Linked DNA regions of Mus musculus: region 2 is linked to region 1. A link is a loop called in an ENCODE intact Hi-C map of the cell type or tissue named here. Cell type or tissue: gastrocnemius. All regions are shown on one strand. Links, peaks and the distances in the headings refer to the core of each region. The heading gives the core; the rest is flanking DNA.

Region 1 (8,332 bases), core at 143-8,142:
CTGCTTCAGTCTCCTAACAGCTGCTATGAGCTGCATACCCAACACAAGCGGTGTGTGCTAGCACAACCAGATCATGGAATTCTTGTGGCTACAGACCCTTACCTGCTCTTTGACCAATCCTAGCAAAACAATTTTTTGTAAGTATTTTAGACTTGGGGGCTCAAAAATTATTTATACCGGATGACATTTTTTCTTTTTCTTCTTTATTTATAGATTTATTTAGACATCGGGTTTCTCTGTGCAGTCCTGGCTGTCCTGGAAGTCACTCTGTAGGCCAGTCTGGCCCTGAACACTTGCCTCTGCCTCCCAAGTGCTGGGATTAAGGCTGTCACGCCCAACCCATGATGACATTTTTCCAACCCCGTTCTTGTTGTTTTCCTCTCAACATTATTCCTCTTTTCCCTCCTTCCCTGTATCCTTCCCGAATTGACTGAAGCACAGTTGGGCATCACCTGGGTTGGTGTCAGGTCCTGCCAACATTCCTGCCTTCCTATCCCTTTTATGAAATCACAGAAATATTTTACAGGCAGCTATTTTTGTGGTGTCTTTTGGAGATTCAAGGTATAACGGTAACAAGCATAAGTAAGCTCTGGGGGACTCGCCACAGAGGAAAGCTCCTTAAATATCTTGATCACCAACTATGAAGTATGAGGGGTCCTTTGCTCCAGCTGGTGCTCCCATGCAATGTTCCTCTACACCACCGATGTAGGCCAGGGTTCTCAGTCCTCCTGATGGCTGAAGAAAATGGGTCCTCAATTTGACTCCTGATGTTTTGACCTACAGACATCTTTGTGAACCTTACCAACTCATCTTTGTTTTCAGTTTGGGCTAAGCCCTGATCTTGACCCAATAAGCACCTGTCTGCCCAACTCTTTCTCATTTAGTCCAACCCAGCTGCTACCCCAAACCGTCACCTTCCTGGTCTTCAGTAAGCAGCTCGCAGCAGAGCATTCCTTGTGCTGGTGGCTGCTGTGGGATGGAGTCTAAGCTGAGGAGATTGAAATGTAGGTGGACATCAATGAGCATTGAGTAACAAGGGGGGGGGGATGCTGTCCTATCTCGAAGGAGCATCCCTCCCTCGCTACAAAGAGACCACCAGAACCTTCTGAGAGCATCCTCAGACTTCGCCCTAGGTTCACGGATGAGGTTGGACCATCTTTCTCTCGGCAGGAAGGAGCCACACTCAAATTCAGCTTCTTGTAAAAGATATTGGTGGGACAGGGGCAGTAGCTTCCCAGGGCCTTCTGGCAGGAAGATAGCTTTCCCAGATAACTCCAAGTTGCGGTCATCTAACCTGCACTCCAGCATGCCCAGCCCGGTCTGGGGCCTCACCCTTTGCTTCACTTCTTTCATACTTGCTCTGTGAGAAGGAAAAGTGTCCCCGCATAGCATCTGGTGCCTGCACTCCGCTATGTGGGAAGAACAGGGAAGAAGGTCCCCTTTTCTCAGAAAATCCTACCCCTTAACCGGTATCTCGAATTTCTGGAAGGTCAGCTGGCTTTCTTTGTATTTAAGATCTTGGGAAGGATGGAAAAAAAAAACGTATTTTGATATTCAGATATTGAATACCTAATACATGCCAGGAGGAGAATAAACAGACCAAAATATCTATATTGGGCAACACTAAGAATTATGAGGAAGAATGAAGCAGGGTAAAGGCACAGAGAGCTCGGAACTCGGTGGGTCGGGGCTATTATTTTAGTTAGGACCTTCTAGGCCCAGCATCTTTAATCATGTGTCATTCACATAGAGTCCCGAGGGTAGTGAGGGATGCAGTATGGATATGAGAGGAGCTTTCAAGGCAGGTAAATAACTGTAAAGCCCTGGGCCCTGTAAGTAAGGAGCAGGGGGCGGGGCGGGGGGTGGGGGTGGGGTTAGGTGGCAGAGGAGGAAAACAGAAGAAATGAGAGAGCGCACGCAAAAGAGTGCGCACAGCTAAGTGGGCGGGTCATGCAGGACCCGGGAAAAGCTGAAAAGACTTTGCTTTCCTCATAAGCGAACCAGGAAACCCTTAGACGGGGTTAAGCGAGAGAAAAGTCTTTGCTTTTTACAGGATTGCTCCGAGTGCCCAGTGAATTTGGGGATGGGGGTAGGGTTGGGGGGAAGGCCTGGCAACGATGCAGGCGAGAGTCTGTGTCTGTGTTGGCTTACACCAGGGCGGCACCGTGAAAGTACAGAAACGTGAGTCTGATGGCAGGCAGTCTTAAAGCGGAACCTACAGACATGTGCAGAACTAGGCATGAGGTATGAGAATGACACAGAAGCTAACCTGGCACCAACAGGATCAGGCTGGAGAACCAGGAAAATGGAACCAGCACTGCTAGTTCTTTCTGCCAGTGAGCGTTCTGTTTCTAGAAAGCGTGGGCGCATGCGCAGAGAGAGCATTGTGGGAAATGGTAACAGTCATTTTTCCCAGGACAGAAGATTTCATGCGGTGTTTATTTTTTCCCTTCTTGTTTCTGTATTAAGGTTCTGGGTGGTGGTGGTGTTGTATTTGCTCAGGTTTTTTAAAGGTAAAGTTTTATAGGTGTTCTGAGGGCTTTGCTGATTTTGTTTTCCAAGACAGGGTCTCACTAGGCAGCTCAGGCTGGCCTCATCTCTCAAACGACGAGATTACAGTCCGTGCCTTATAATGAACAGCTGTCGGTAGACGATTTATATCCTGGGGGGAGGGGGCGGGGGGGGGGTGAACCCAAGGCCAACAAAATCAGTTAAAGAGCCACGGAGAAATAGAACGGAGAGAACTGGAGAGGGCAGAGAGGACCTGGTCCCGGAGAGCTGGGCGATACACAGAGAGATGGGAGAGTTGGAAGCAGTAGGCTCCGGGTGGCAGGGCCCTGAGAAAACGTAAAGGTGAAGGAGAAAGTCATGGTACAGGGCAGACAGTAAGGATAGCGAGATGGATGAATCAGGAAGGGGTGAGAATGGGAACTGGGAGCGGGGGGTGGAGGAAGAGGGGCAAGCACACAGCAGCAACTGGTTGAGGAGTGTGCACTAGTTTGAGAAGGAACAGGAAGATGTGAGAGAACAGAGGGGTCGGTAGCTGACTGTGCAGGAACGAAAACTGGAGAGACAGACGTGAGGAGTAATATGGAGACCACAGTGTGAGGAGACACTTTTTTAGACAAGGACAACAACAACAAGACACAGCGAACACAGGTGGGGGTTCTGATACCCACACTTCCCTGCTCTGTGGATGCTCAACTCCCCAGCCTTACTTTCCTTATCTATAGAATACAAACAATAAAGACTGTCCCACAGATTTGGGTGTGTGTGTGTGCGCGTGGGTGTGTGTGTGTGCGCGTGCGTGCGTGCGTCGCATTGCGCTCCTGAGAGTCAGGACAAAGCACAGGCTTGGCGCTGTCCTTAGGTGCCCTCCATCCTCTTCTGAGAGACCGTCTGAGACAGTCTCTAATTGGCCTGGAATTTGCCAAGTAGACGAGGCCAGATCACCAGGGTCCTGCCTCTCTGGGGTACCAGTATTACACATGCACGCCACCACATCTGGCTTTTTGACCTGGGTTCTGGAATCAAACTCAGGTCTCTCACGCGTGCATGGCAAACGCTTTCGCCACCAGGCTAGCTTTCCGGCCCTCACTTATGAGCATCGACTAACGGGATCCATTCTGATGATCTAGTGGATCACTGAGCAGCCAGGAGGCACTCTGTCAATGCTAGGTATTATACATAGTGAGCTGCTCAACTCCAAGAAAGGAGGAAGGTTTAACAATGAAATTATCATCTTCCAAGCCAGACATGAGGGTGCATCCCACGATCTTAACATCAGGGGAGTCCAGAGTTCCAGGCCAAAGCTGAGTTACAGGGAAAGACCCTGCCTCAAAATGAAACAAAACACACACACACATGGGTACACACACACACACACACACACACACACAGGCATACACAGGCACACACGAATCCCTTTCCCATCCAGCTCTCATCCAGTGCCTTTAATTAACAGGTGGTTTGTGGGAGAGTAAAACTATAAAATAAGAGACACAAATCCAACCTGCTGCGAAGACTGGCTCACTGCTGAATCTTCTTCTCCACTCAGGATGAAAAATGAAAGACCTTCATCCAGCAAGACTTCAGTCTGTGGGTTAAACAGTAGCAGATCAGCAGTTAATGTCGTAAGGGATGCACACTGCCTGCATGCAAGGGAAGGAACAATTTTCCATAATGTGGCAGATGGCAGCTTAGTGGCAAGTAGAAAACAACACAGCAGGTATTTTATCAGCTCATTTACACTTGGCTTTCATTCATAGCTTACCTTTCACCTTTCACCTTTTTTTTTTTTTTAACTCTAGTGAGGACCAAAATAGAACAAAGCCAATCTCCTCTGCTCTCACACTAACCTGAGTAGTTAGAGGATTATTTCTCATTTTAATCAAAACGCTGGCTCTGACCACTGTTCTCCATGTTCAAGTGTTCTTGTGGACACCTGCTCTCACATACCCACACACTTTGCCATCCTATCCCACAATCTTGGGTGGCATAATCTTCATTACAGACTCATCCATAAATAAGTCCTCTTTTATTGCCTTCTATGCTGCAGACTCAAATTCTTTTAAATAAAAAAAAACCACTTCTTTCTCATGCATATAAAACTGCCTTAAGAGAAATTTAGAGGAGACTCCATTCCACAAAAAAGCAAAAGTCACATTAGGAATCACACAATTTCAAAACATAAAATGTGAGCATGCACCTAATATTTTGTTTCTATCTGGAGTCTAGCTGGCGTTTGCACATACAAACTGCCTGTTGTCTCTGGTGTGTAGTTAGTATGGGAATTCTTATTTTATGTACTTAATTCATTTTTATATTCATGTATGAGTGTGTGCCTATGTGAGTTTGTGTGCACCACATGTGTGAAGGGTCCCTGTGCTTTAACATCTGCAAAGCTAAAGTCCCCCAGACTTAGGGCAAAATGACCAGCTCCCAGCAGTGTCTGCCTTTCTCTATTCATAGATCCCACGGATAACTGGATGGAAGCTACCTCTTCCATATTCTTTTACTGGAAATGATATGAACAATTTGCATGTCTGTCTTGTTTTTAAAAAAAAAAAAACCCAGCAACCTGCAATTTTATTTCATTTCTCTTCTTTTCTTTTCTTTTTTTCCTCTTTCTTTCTTTCTTTCTTTCTTTCTTTCTTTCTTTCTTTCTTTGTCTTTGCCTAGCAAGGGATTAGAGTGGGGCTTTGTGTCATGGACTCACAGGTGAAAAGCGTCTCAAAGGGGGTAAGAGACCCATCAGCCTGAGTAACTGAGCCGGTAAACTGGAGAGGAGGAGAACCACGCTCTTAAGGCAGACATTTTTGGTTTTAATTAATTCATTAATTTCCTTATGGTTTTGTTACTGCAACCTAACCTACTCTCACACAGCTACTACCCCTCTCACACAGCTACTCCCCCTCTCACACAGCTATTCCCACAAATCTGAGTCATTTCAAACCTGCAACTGCAGATTTGAATCTGAGAACTGTAGCACCAAGCCCGAAAGTTTGGGAGCGTCTCGAATGCTGTTAGAATAATTAACTGGGAGGTTCTTGGGTGATTGCAGAGTCCTCAGTTCCTATGTAAGCAGACTGAAACCCAGGTCAGTGTGGTGAGTGAGGCCTATGCCAGGAACACAAACTGCCAGCTACCTCCCAACACTGACTTTACAGGCACTGCCCCACTTTGCTGAGTCAGATAGTTTCTCTGCCTTACTTCATCAGGCATGCCATGATCCAGTTCCCCTCATGCTTCCCTGGTGGACCCCTAACCACCTGCCATCTGGAGATGCCCAATTCACGAGCTGCTATCAGCTCACAAAAAACTGAATTTTGGTGTCAACCACACAGTTCCACAGTTTAGCCAAAAGCCATCGAGTTGTAAGCTAAAAAAGCTAATTTTTGTTGTGTAAGGTATACCTCCATAAAGATGTTTTCAAAAAGTATTTTTTTAAAAAGTTCCTCACCTTAGACCATCGATAAGTCTTTGTATCAGTGAGTGGCTCAGCTGAGGACTTTTCACCTTGACTGATCTGAAACACAAAATTTTACAGAAAACCAGCTTTAAAAATTCCTCAAATTTTTAATGGTATGTTTACACACACACACACACACATACACACACACACACACACACACACACACATTTATCTTTCCTGAGATGTCATATATAATAATACTATAGCCAGACTGACTTCTCTTGGGTTAGGTTATATATCATGGAGGGAGGGGGGAGGAAGGGGAGGAGGAGGAGGAGGGGGAGGAGGAGGGGGAGGGGGAGGGGGAGGGGTGGCATGATGGCCAGTCTTATATCAACTTAACCTAAGCTAGAGTCATTGGAGAAGAGGAAGCCTCAGCTGAGAAATCGCTTCCACAAGATCTGGCTGTCAGCAAAGATGTAGGTAATTTTCTTAATTAGTGATTGATGGGGGAGGGCCCAGCCCATTGGGGGTGGTGACACCCCCTGGGCGGGTGTTCCTGGGTGCTATAAGAAAGCAGGCTGAGCAAGCCATGGAAGCAAGCCAGTGAGCAGCACCCCTCCACAGCCTCTGCATCAGCTCCTGCCTCCAGGTCCCTGCCCTGCTTTAGTTCCTGCCTTGCCTTCTTTCAATGATGAACATTGATAGACAAGTGTGAGCCCAATAAAGCCCCTGCTTCCCAACTCATCATGGTATTTCATCACAGCAACTGAAACTCTCACTACAATAGGGCATTAAGACTTAAAAAGGAGCTAGAAGAAAAGAAAAACAACAAAGCAGGCTAGAAGGTGAAGCTTTTTAAAACTGAAGTATATTAAGAAAACCTCAGCTATTTCTTAACATTACAAAAAAAAGTTTTTTGATCCACATTCGACTTAAAACACTTATTCTGAAAACAGAAGAAAACCATTAAAAGCATTACCTTAGCATTTTTCAGTTTTTCTCTTACTTTGCCTCTCAGTGTCTCTGTTATGTTTCGATTTTCTTCTGCATTTAAACCAAGACGTCAGCATTACATAGAGTCCACATCATTTTACTCTCATTAATCAGCAGGGACCGTGAAAGCACTCACTGTGTATCTTAGCTGCAACTGTGCCTAGCCATCACGGTGAGCAGAGAGAAAGGGCCACAGGCTCAGGAGCACTCAGCAGCCTGCGCCTCTTCCCCCTTCTCATCCGGAAAAAGAAGTTTTATCTATGGCAAAATGTGCTCCTTTTGCAACCTCCTGTCTATCCTGTGTCCCCTTCCCTTGCTGCTTTATCGGGTATCAGCCAGATAGACAAGGAAAGCATGAAACAGCTCAGACAAATGACTTCTGATGCTGTTTTCTTGTTAGAAAAAAAAAATTCCTTGTGAACCATCTAGAATACCCAGGGACATGATCTAATAACAAAGCCACATTGTGTCGTGGTTGTTCATGATGATGATGTTAAAGTGGAAGAATGGAATTGGAATTGTACGCTCTGTATGTATTTATTACTTCCTGCTACTCACAGGATGGAGTGAGAAAGACAGTTGTACAGTTCTGAATACGATTTTTAAAAAGGAAGGTGAATTGGTTGTGTTCTCTTGAGTTGGCCCTTTCCTCCTGCACCTGTTGAGGACTTGTAAGTCGTTCTGGCAGGGATAAGGAGTAAGACTAGAGCTAAGTCACAAGAGGACCTCTGAAGCAGGTTCTGCATGGACACATACCGAAGGTCTAACCCACTCTCAGGCACCAGTGAATGCCCTGTGTGTGTGCAGTTAATGATGGAGAGAGCGAAACATTATGAGTTCAATCTCTATGTATTTTCCTTGGGCCCGTCTTATATCATGTAGGAAGCCTAGTTTATGTTTATGCTGTAGGATGCTGAAGCGCAGGGAAGGGAAGCAATCGCTACATCCTTAAAAACTAAAACCCAAGGATATCAGAGGCGTGGCACGCTACAGGAGAACCTTTTGACAGATGCCTGTCCACCATTTCTTCTGTGCTGCTGTTTGCTGCTTCTGACATCTGTGGGGGGGAAGCAGGGAAGGTTAGGAGGCATCTGGAAGTTACAGAACAGCTTGTCTTAACGTCAGTCAGTCTGAGCATCATCGCCTATAAAATATCCACTCATACTCTTCTGTCTGTCTGCTCAAAGTTGAGTTATTTTCTAATTATATATGATTGATTTTTTAAATGAAGCCATTGCCACCTGAAATCTAAAAACAAACAAACAAACAAACAAACAAACAAACCAAGAACAAAGCCCTTTAAATGACAAATCTGCCTGAGACTTAGTTCTTTCTGCTTGTTTACTCCTTGCTTCCTGAACCTTCTGGAAAAGTCCGGGGAAGTTAAACACGGCCAGCATCCCACAGGTGTCATTGCTTGAG
Region 2 (8,332 bases), core at 247-8,246, 260 kb before region 1:
CTTGTTTTCAGTGCAATTAAGTAGAAGGTAAAATTTAAGCAGGGGTCTGAGATGCAAACCATAAGAGTGGGGATTAGAGGACAAACTTGCTGGGCTAAGGAGTCAAGTCAGAAAGAAGCAATTTCAAAAGTGACTTTTGCAGTCTTTAGACAACTAATTGAAAGACCGAATAGAACTGTTAACAAAAACAGTAAAAAAAAAAAAGAAAGAAAGAAAAAAAGTGTTGAAGCCAGGAAAGTGGTGGCACACGCCTTTGATCCCAGCACTTAGGAGGTAGAGGCAGGCAGATTTCGAGTTCGAGACCAACCTGGTCTACAGAGTGAGTTCCAGGACAGCCAGGGATGCACAGAGAAACCCTGTCTCAAAAAAACAAAACAAAACAAAACAACAACAACAAAAATGTTAGTCGAGTTAGACTAAACTTGGTGAGCGTCTGACCTGCGTGGCTTGAAGAGATCTTTTAAATGGTTTTGGTTTTCTTTCCTGAGTTTTATCGGGGGACCTAAGACAATGGGAATAACTGTAGCTCTGGGAGTTTACGCTGTCTTAAGTGGGGGTAAAACGGCTAGTAAACAGAAACTGATATCACTACAAGATCCCCTGATCACGTCCAGCCCCTTAGCCTCAGACCCTCTCTCTCTTCTCTCCAGCATAGACAGTGATCACCAAGACACTGACCTTCTATAGAGGATGCTGACAAAGCCTCCCCAGGTCCTCAGACAGGAGGCTGATGGCTCAGAGAAAATGCCTCCACATCTCTGTCAGGACTTCCCTTAGGGGAAACCCACACCAATTCCCAATCAATGGTTGGGAGAGGTTGTTGCCATGGGTGATAGCACTGAATGATCACAGAGCTCTAACAACTGCCTGTGTTGATATACTCTACCGTGATTCCTCCTGACCAGTCTTCTCCCACTGCCCCAGAGATGCTGACCCCACACACATCCCTCATCTCAGGTCCTGGAGACTTCCTCAGAGAACACACCGTTAATATACCTACCTACCACTCTATAAATGGACAAGTGTAGCTTATCTCTCCACTTAGAGTATAGCCCTCTCCTGCCCTGGAGGGCTGAGCATCCTACACACACATGAATTCCTAATTACACACCTGAGGGGACTACTTCTATATCTGTCCAGAAAGACTAATGGCAACTCTGTCTGCTCCTGACACAGGTGCAGAAGGGCAGCGGGCTCAGGCCCACAGTAGTGGTGCCAAACCATTTCTCTAAGGCTGTTTTGTTTTTTTTGTTTTTTTCTTTTTCTGGTAATGCAGCCAACCGCTCCCCTCATTCCTAGCCAGGAAACACAAGTCTTTTATCAACACCTGGGAGGAAAAGGGGGTTCAACCGCCCTGCAGACACAATCCGTGCATGTGATGCCAAAGTTCAGCCCTTAACTCAGCAACCTTAAGACTTTATTTTAAATGTTTAAGTGTTTCTCAAAAAGAGGAATTCATGGGGGGAGGGTGGCATAAGAAACAACGTTCAATGCAGCAGTCATTTTCAAAATACAGACCTACGAATAATCCTTTCCTTTTTAAATTTTGAGTAAAAATTAGATTTGATTTAGAAGGTTATAGAGACAATAGTTCAGCTTGCATCATGAGCCAAATATCATAAACACATCTATGCAAACTACATGTTTCCGTGGTGCTCAGGAGGTCGACTCCTTTCAAATACATTCAGGGGCAACCTGTTGCTTCACAGGCGAAGAAGTAAATTTTCACACTGCTGGTAAGCTGAGGCTCCACTAGAAAAGGTAGAGAAGGAACTGGGGAGATGGATTGTGGGTAAAAGCACTGACCACGCAAATTTAAGGACCTGCGTTCGGATCCCCAGTGCCCTTGTAAGAGGCCAGGCGTGGCTACTCACACCTGTAACCCCAGCACCGTGTGGGGTACAGGCAGCAAACTGCTGCAGCCTGCTGGCCAGCCAGTCTAGCAAAAACAGTGAGTTCCAGGACATTAGAGACCCTCCTCCTGCCTCTATATTTGCACACATGGGCACATGGACTCATACATACACCATGAACACACAAATAATAATAAAATAGCAAATTTTCATGAGTATAATCATCTTTTTGTTTGGTTTTATTTTCTTTAAAGTTTAATACAACATAATCCCCAGCTTCACTGAGGTGGCTGACCGCGTCCATGACAGAAGCCACCTCTAAACTGGAACTCAGTTGCTAAGCCAGCCCCAGCCTCAGCTTTCTTGTCAACTCCAGGGAGCACAGTACTCCTTCTGTAGGTGTCTCTGTCTGCCTCCCCTCTTGGGAATCTTGCAGGTCGCTCACCCTCTGGACCTTTAAGCTGAGGCCTGCCAGTCTGGGGATGGCTGCGGAGCAGGGTGGCGGGCACGATCTCCAGAGGGTGGTGCATGTAAGCTCGGAGAGAGTGTGGATGCCCTCATTTGTAAGGTACCAGTAGAAATGTCTCCAAGCAAACTGCTCCTTCACGTAGCCTCTAGACTTGAGAGCCTACATGGCCTTCATTACACGAAGGTTGGGCACATTCCTGTCTGCCAGCTCAGGGTGTTTGGGCATGTGGATCTTTTTGGGTGACCATCACGCCTTCCTTAAAAAGGAGTTCATAGATGGCAATCCAATTCTTCTTACACATTACCATCGCTGCAGCTGCCGAGTATAATCATCTTAAAAGACAGAGGATCCAGGACAATTTCTGCTGAGGGAAGATGCCACAGCCCTGATTGGATAATTACGTGAATTTCATTTGCTATCATATCCAGGGTCATTATGCCTTCTCCTAAATTCAGGCAGCTCTAATAGAAACACTACAAACCAGATGGCACAAGCAGCAGTTTATCTCATGAGTCTAGAGGCTGGGAAGTCCAGGAGCAAGGTGCCAGGAAATTATCCCCGGTGAGGGGCCAGCTTTTCGTTTCCAGATGGCCCTCATCCCACTAGATCAGTGGCTCTCAACCTGCGGGTTGTGACCCTTTTGGGACTAGAATGACCCTTTCACAGGGACTATCTAAAACCATTGGAAAACACAGATATTTACATTGTGATTCCGAACAGTAGCGAAATTACAGTCATGAAGCAGCAGCCAAAATACTGTTATGGCTGGGGGTCACCACGACATGAGGAACTGTATTAAAGGGTTGCAGCATTAGGAAGGTTGAGAACCACTGAGCTAGATTCTCCCTTGAGATCCCGCATGGGGGAGAGATTGCTTCATTCTTGTGTGTGTGTGTGTGTGTGTGTGTGTGTGTGTGTGTTCACATGAGTGTAACATGTGGAGGACATAGAACACCTTCCTTAAGTCTGTTCTCTCACTCCATCTTTACATGGGTCCCAGGGATTGAATGCAGGTCTCTCTCCTGGCTTGATTCATCTCAGCCAGCCCCTCTCTGTCTCTAATAAGGGCACTAGTCTCATTCCTAAGGGCTCCACTCTTATGAACTGACTAACTCCTGAAGTCCTCACTGCTGGGATTTATGAAACACAGAGTAAGACAGCGGGTACCTCAGTGGCCCCTGTCAAAGTGTCTCCCAGCAATCAAGCCACAGTGACAAGCCTAGTACAAAGGGAAGTTTATTGGGGGAAGGGAGCCAGGGAGGGGAGCAGGGACCAGGAAAAGAGTAGAGACAGAGAAAGGGGAGCAGAGAAGGACAGAAAAGAGAGGAGAGGGGAGAGGAAGAGGCCAGACTGGGAACAGTGGGAGAGGGAGAGATGGAGATGGGGAGGGGAGGGAAGAGAGGGAGGGAAGGAGAGGGAGTGGGAGGGAAAACGGTGCTGTAGAACGTTTGTGGAGTACAGCTGAGATGGAAATCTGCTTTGACCTCCTTAATAGAAGTCTAGTATGATGGAGACCCAGAAGGAACTGCTCTTAACTGCTAGGTCTTTAGATTTGCACCACCAAGATCTCACCAGGTAACAGGTGGCAGGACATCAGAAGAAAGTGTCAGATGGCCTGTAGGACATGGTGTCGTAAGGACAGATAGCTCCTATGTCTCATATCCAGGTTCCACACTGGGGTAGAAATCTGAAGAATGTCATATCTCCTGGAGTCACTCAAGCAGAAAAGGGAAGTCACTGAATGGATTGGTTGTAATCATTAGACTGGGATGGAATGACAAGGTGGAGGATAAAAAAGAAAAGCAGCGCCCTCTAGAGACAAAAGAGGGAAGCTCATATTTTCTCTGTGCGCTTCCGCTAAGGTTAATGACACATGAGCTTGTGAGTACTCAGGTCCACCCATCCACGTGCCTCTATGTACACAAATACACGGACACACACACACACACACAATCATACGCACACAGGCACACACACACGGGCACACACGAGCACACACTGAAGACAAGGGCAATGCAGAAAAGGGGCTTCATTAGCAGCACCAGCCTGGTCTTAGATTGTAGGGTAGAGCGCAGATGCCAGGTTCTTGGGAGAAAATTCAGTCATATACCCAGGAGAGATGCAGCAAACCGAATCCATCAGACGTGCCAACTGCATGCTTTAACTTGCAAAGTAGCATAGTGGCTTCCTGAACTAGCCAGAGTTGAAGTTCTACTTGTCACCACTTGGGGTCAGCATTTCCACCTTAAAAGGCTTCCAGGTTGTGAGCCTGAAGGCAAAAAAATCTGGTGACTTACACAGTGATGAAATGACTTTAGGGGGTTCCAGCACCCCCTTTTTTGTTTTTATGTTCCCTGACTCACGGTCTGTTTGTGTTTTCCCGTGTGCAGAAATTATCCATTTTACTTGCAAAGGCTGACACTAGGCTTTAGAAAAAATAAGTTGAAAATTTCATACATGTGTATAATGTATTTTAGTGGCTTTCACCTGGCATCAATTTGGCCAACATGTTTGTGTGTGTGTGTGTGTGTGTGTGTGTGTGTGTGTGTGTGTGTGTGCTTTTGTGTGTGCTTTTGTGTGGAAGCCATAGGGCAAGCTTCAAATCTCATCACTCTCTTGCTCATACTTTACCAAGTGGAGTAGGCTGGGTCTGTATCATTACCCAACACTGGAATTAGAAGCACATTTTATGTGTTGTGGGACTCTAACTCGGGTCCCCCTACCTGCAAGACCATCAACTGAGCTGTCTCCCGAGTCCTTAATGTACACATGGTATCCTGTAACTCAGGTGTCAGGTCCTGTAGAGCTTTGGGGATTCCAGATGCCACATAAGGCTTGGGAGTGTCCACTCTGTAGGAAAAGGAGCTTGCCCTAGTGTTCCTCCTGGCTTTAGCAGCTGGGCAAGCGTGGGTAAGATATTTTCTCTTCCAGCTGCAAAGCCTCACACATACAACATGCATAGCAAACACTTCCCTCTACCTGACTTTGAAAATTAAAGGCATTGTGCTATGGGATAGGCAGAATGGTGATTAAACATTTGTTCAAATCTGTGGAACAACATGTGTGCAACACAAGTGGACCCTAGTGCAGGCAGTGGGCTTTGATATGTCTCTGCGGGTTCGCCTGCTCAGCAACCCAGTGCTTTCATGGGGGCTTTGGTAATGGGAAGAGTCTGTGTGTCTTGGTAAATGTACAACATCTCCTTACTTCCCTCTTAATTCTGCTATAAACTATGAAACTGCTCTTTAAATTCTGTCACTTAAAATGTTAATGATGTTACTTGTACTCATTGCTGTGTTTTATAAAAAAAGAAGCCAGGGATATGTATGGTAGAGGCAAGGTATTGTGTGAGGGAAGGGGCATCCCTTCCCCCCCCGCCCCCCCCCCCCAGGGACCAGCCACAGGACTGTATAGTATAGAAGAGAGTTTATTTAGGTAATGAGGAAAGGAGTTGAAGGGGTAGATGATACAGAGAGAGAGAGAGAGAAAGAGAGAGAGAGAGAGAGAGAGAGAGAGAGAAGGAGGAAGAAGGAGGAGGAGGAAGAGGAGGAGGAGAAGGAGGAGGGAGGCCAGCCATGAGCATATGGGGGGGGGGGGAGATGGAGAGAGAAGGGACAGAGAGGAAAGAGAGGAAGGGAGAAAGAGGAGAGAGGAGGGGGCAAGCAGCCCCTTTTATAGTGAATCAGGCACACCTGACTGTTGCCAGGTAACTGTGCGGCAGAGCCTAGAAGAAATGCCAACACTTAAGGAACTCTAATGGAAGGCTTGTCTGTGTAGGTAGGGGCTCCTCTTGCTTCCTGATCATCCATCTCTGGATCACACAAATAACAGGAGGTTCAAGTCCAGGCTCCACCATTTTCCTGACATCTTGGTGACAGGAAATTTTCTTAAATCTTCTCCAGGTGCCTATTTATTTATTTATTTATTTATTTTTCTTTTTTCTTGTATTGTTTTCCAAGGCAGGGTTTCTTTGTGTAGCCCTGGCCGTGCTGGGATTTGTTTAATTTTTATAGACGTTGATGATCTGCTCACTGCTCTTTGAGGAAAATATCAGCTGACAGTTATCCACCGCCAGACAGATTCGTTTCCTTCCACGGTTAGCAGCTGCTGGGGTTTCTGCATAACGTAACATGTAGAAAATGACACTGTAGTGGGATTTTTGGCTTGCCTTCCCTGGGTGTGTGGGTGTCACTTCTTGCGTTTGTTAAGATTATTTTTGTTGAATATTTTGTGGGGTTTTTGTGTCTTGTAGGACTTATTTGGGGAAAGCCTTTATTGTTGATATGAGAGAACCGCTGGACACATCTGGAAGAGTCCAGCTTAGAGAGAGAGAAAGAAGTGGACGGAACGTTGGAAGCAAACAGGACATGGCCAGGGCTATCTGCAATAGAGGGAGAGCAGCAGGGAGTGGAGACTAGAGAAAACGCAGTGGGAGCAGAGCTTATGGAGGAGGGCAGGGCTAAGGAGAGAGTGAGTAGCTGAGAAGAGGGAAGCCCAGGAACTGGGGGGGGTTAGGGGAGGGGAGAAGGATTAGGATGGACTCTGAGGTGTGTAACAGGTGTGGCTGATACGGAGGGAGCCTGGAAGCCAGCATGAGCTTTGTTATGGTAATAGTTGCCACAGGTGTCCCTGCTCCTGCTAGAGGTAAGGGAAACGCCTCCTTTTGGTGGATGGGAACCGGTTTCAAATGTTCCTGAGGAATGCTGGCTTTTATCTATGTGCCAGAAATCCTTATCGTGCAGGTTGAGCTCATTTGTGGATAGCTGGACTGCTTTTTCAAGCTTGAGGAATTAGAGTTTCCTTTGGACCTGACGACAGTAACAAAATGCGCTCTTCTTCCTGTGTTTTTGGTTGCTAACCTTTGCTCCAAAGCGTTCTCTGCCTCGTGTGTGTGTGTGTGTGTGTGTGTGTGTGTGTGTGTGTGTGTGTGTGTGTGTGTTAGCTTTCCTTCTAGGCCTGACTCACTATAAAAGGGGCTGTTTGCCCACTTCTCACTCTTAGTCTCCTATCCTGTCCTCTCCTCATTCCTCTTCCCCCACCCTCTCCACTTGTTCCGCCCACCACCACCCCTCTCCCTTTGCCTCTACCCCCTCAACTCCCCTCCCCATGTCCTAAATAAACTCTAGTCTATATGCTTCCTATGACTGGCACCTCAGTGTGGGCCCGCAGAGGCACCCCCCTTCCACCTCACCATACTGTGCCTCTACCAAACAAATCCTGGCTCTTCCTTTCTTTTTTATAAAACACAACAATGTGTGCATGCATTGAAACACACGCACATGTGCATGCACACACAGGTACACACACACAAGCACACATGCACAACTTATTTCTTTTAAATGTATGTGGGTTGTCTACCTTATATGGCTGATGTGAAGACTGTTTTATATATACACACATATAATACACACTCACAGGTGTACACACGTATACACACACACGTGCATGCACACACATATACACAGCAGAAGTCAACATCAGATGGCTTCCTCTATCACTGTATTTTTTGAGACAGGTCTCTCATTGAGACTGGACACTATTTCAGCTGACTATCTGGCCAGCAAGCCTCTGACATCCTCCTGTCTATGCCTCCCCTCCCCCGACCAGCGCTGGGGTTATAGGTGCACACGTTTTGGGGTCTAAACTCAGGCCTTCCTGCTTCCACAGTAAGCGCTCTAACCCTTTACACCATGTCCCTAGCCCTTCTTTGGCTAGCAGTGACACTTTAGGGACATTTTATGGTGCCTAGGCTTTCTATCACATGCAATCCTTTTCCATTCAGAGATTATAAACAGGAGCAGAAATCTTACATTACTTCTTGGGGTTTTTTTATGGTTTTATTTTCATATTTAAATCGTCAACCCCCTGAAATCTATTTTTACGGATGAAATATGATATTGGACCAAAGTTTCTCTTCTTTCAATAGCTTCTGAGTTGTCCTAGAGTCTTTTATCAAAGAATCTGTATTTTCTCCCCTGACCTGAAACCTCCTTAGATTGGAAAGAATCCG

Evidence for each region. A loop is a pair of places that touch in the nucleus more often than their neighbours do. Peaks named below come from ENCODE experiments on the same cell type or tissue, not always from the same donor. Only the 100,000 strongest peaks of a DNase experiment are listed, where the experiment ranks them.
Region 2: it touches region 1 in a loop (3-fold over the local background); 20 of 42 quality-filtered maps call a loop at or near these places.

The regions. Positions count from the first base shown.
Region 1 is chr19:40,756,116-40,764,447 of GRCm38, reverse strand. Cc2d2b (coiled-coil and C2 domain containing 2B) reads right to left here. Exons shown (of 35, transcript NM_001376940.1): 3 at 7,910-7,967; 4 at 6,897-6,961; 5 at 5,963-6,028; 6 at 4,013-4,096. Among named protein-coding and RNA genes, the nearest start is that of Cc2d2b, 11 kb to the right of the region's middle. In gastrocnemius, for the core only: no CTCF peak of the experiment used is centred there; a DNase peak (open chromatin) is centred at 4,177; H3K4me3 peaks cover 1,044 bases.
Region 2 is chr19:41,012,338-41,020,669 of GRCm38, reverse strand. It overlaps the pseudogene Gm4269. Among named protein-coding and RNA genes, the nearest start is that of C330026H20Rik, 4.8 kb to the right of the region's middle. In gastrocnemius, for the core only: CTCF peaks have their summits at 4,121 (motif pointing left) and 4,545 (motif pointing right); DNase peaks (open chromatin) are centred at 4,181 and 4,526; H3K4me3 peaks cover 311 bases.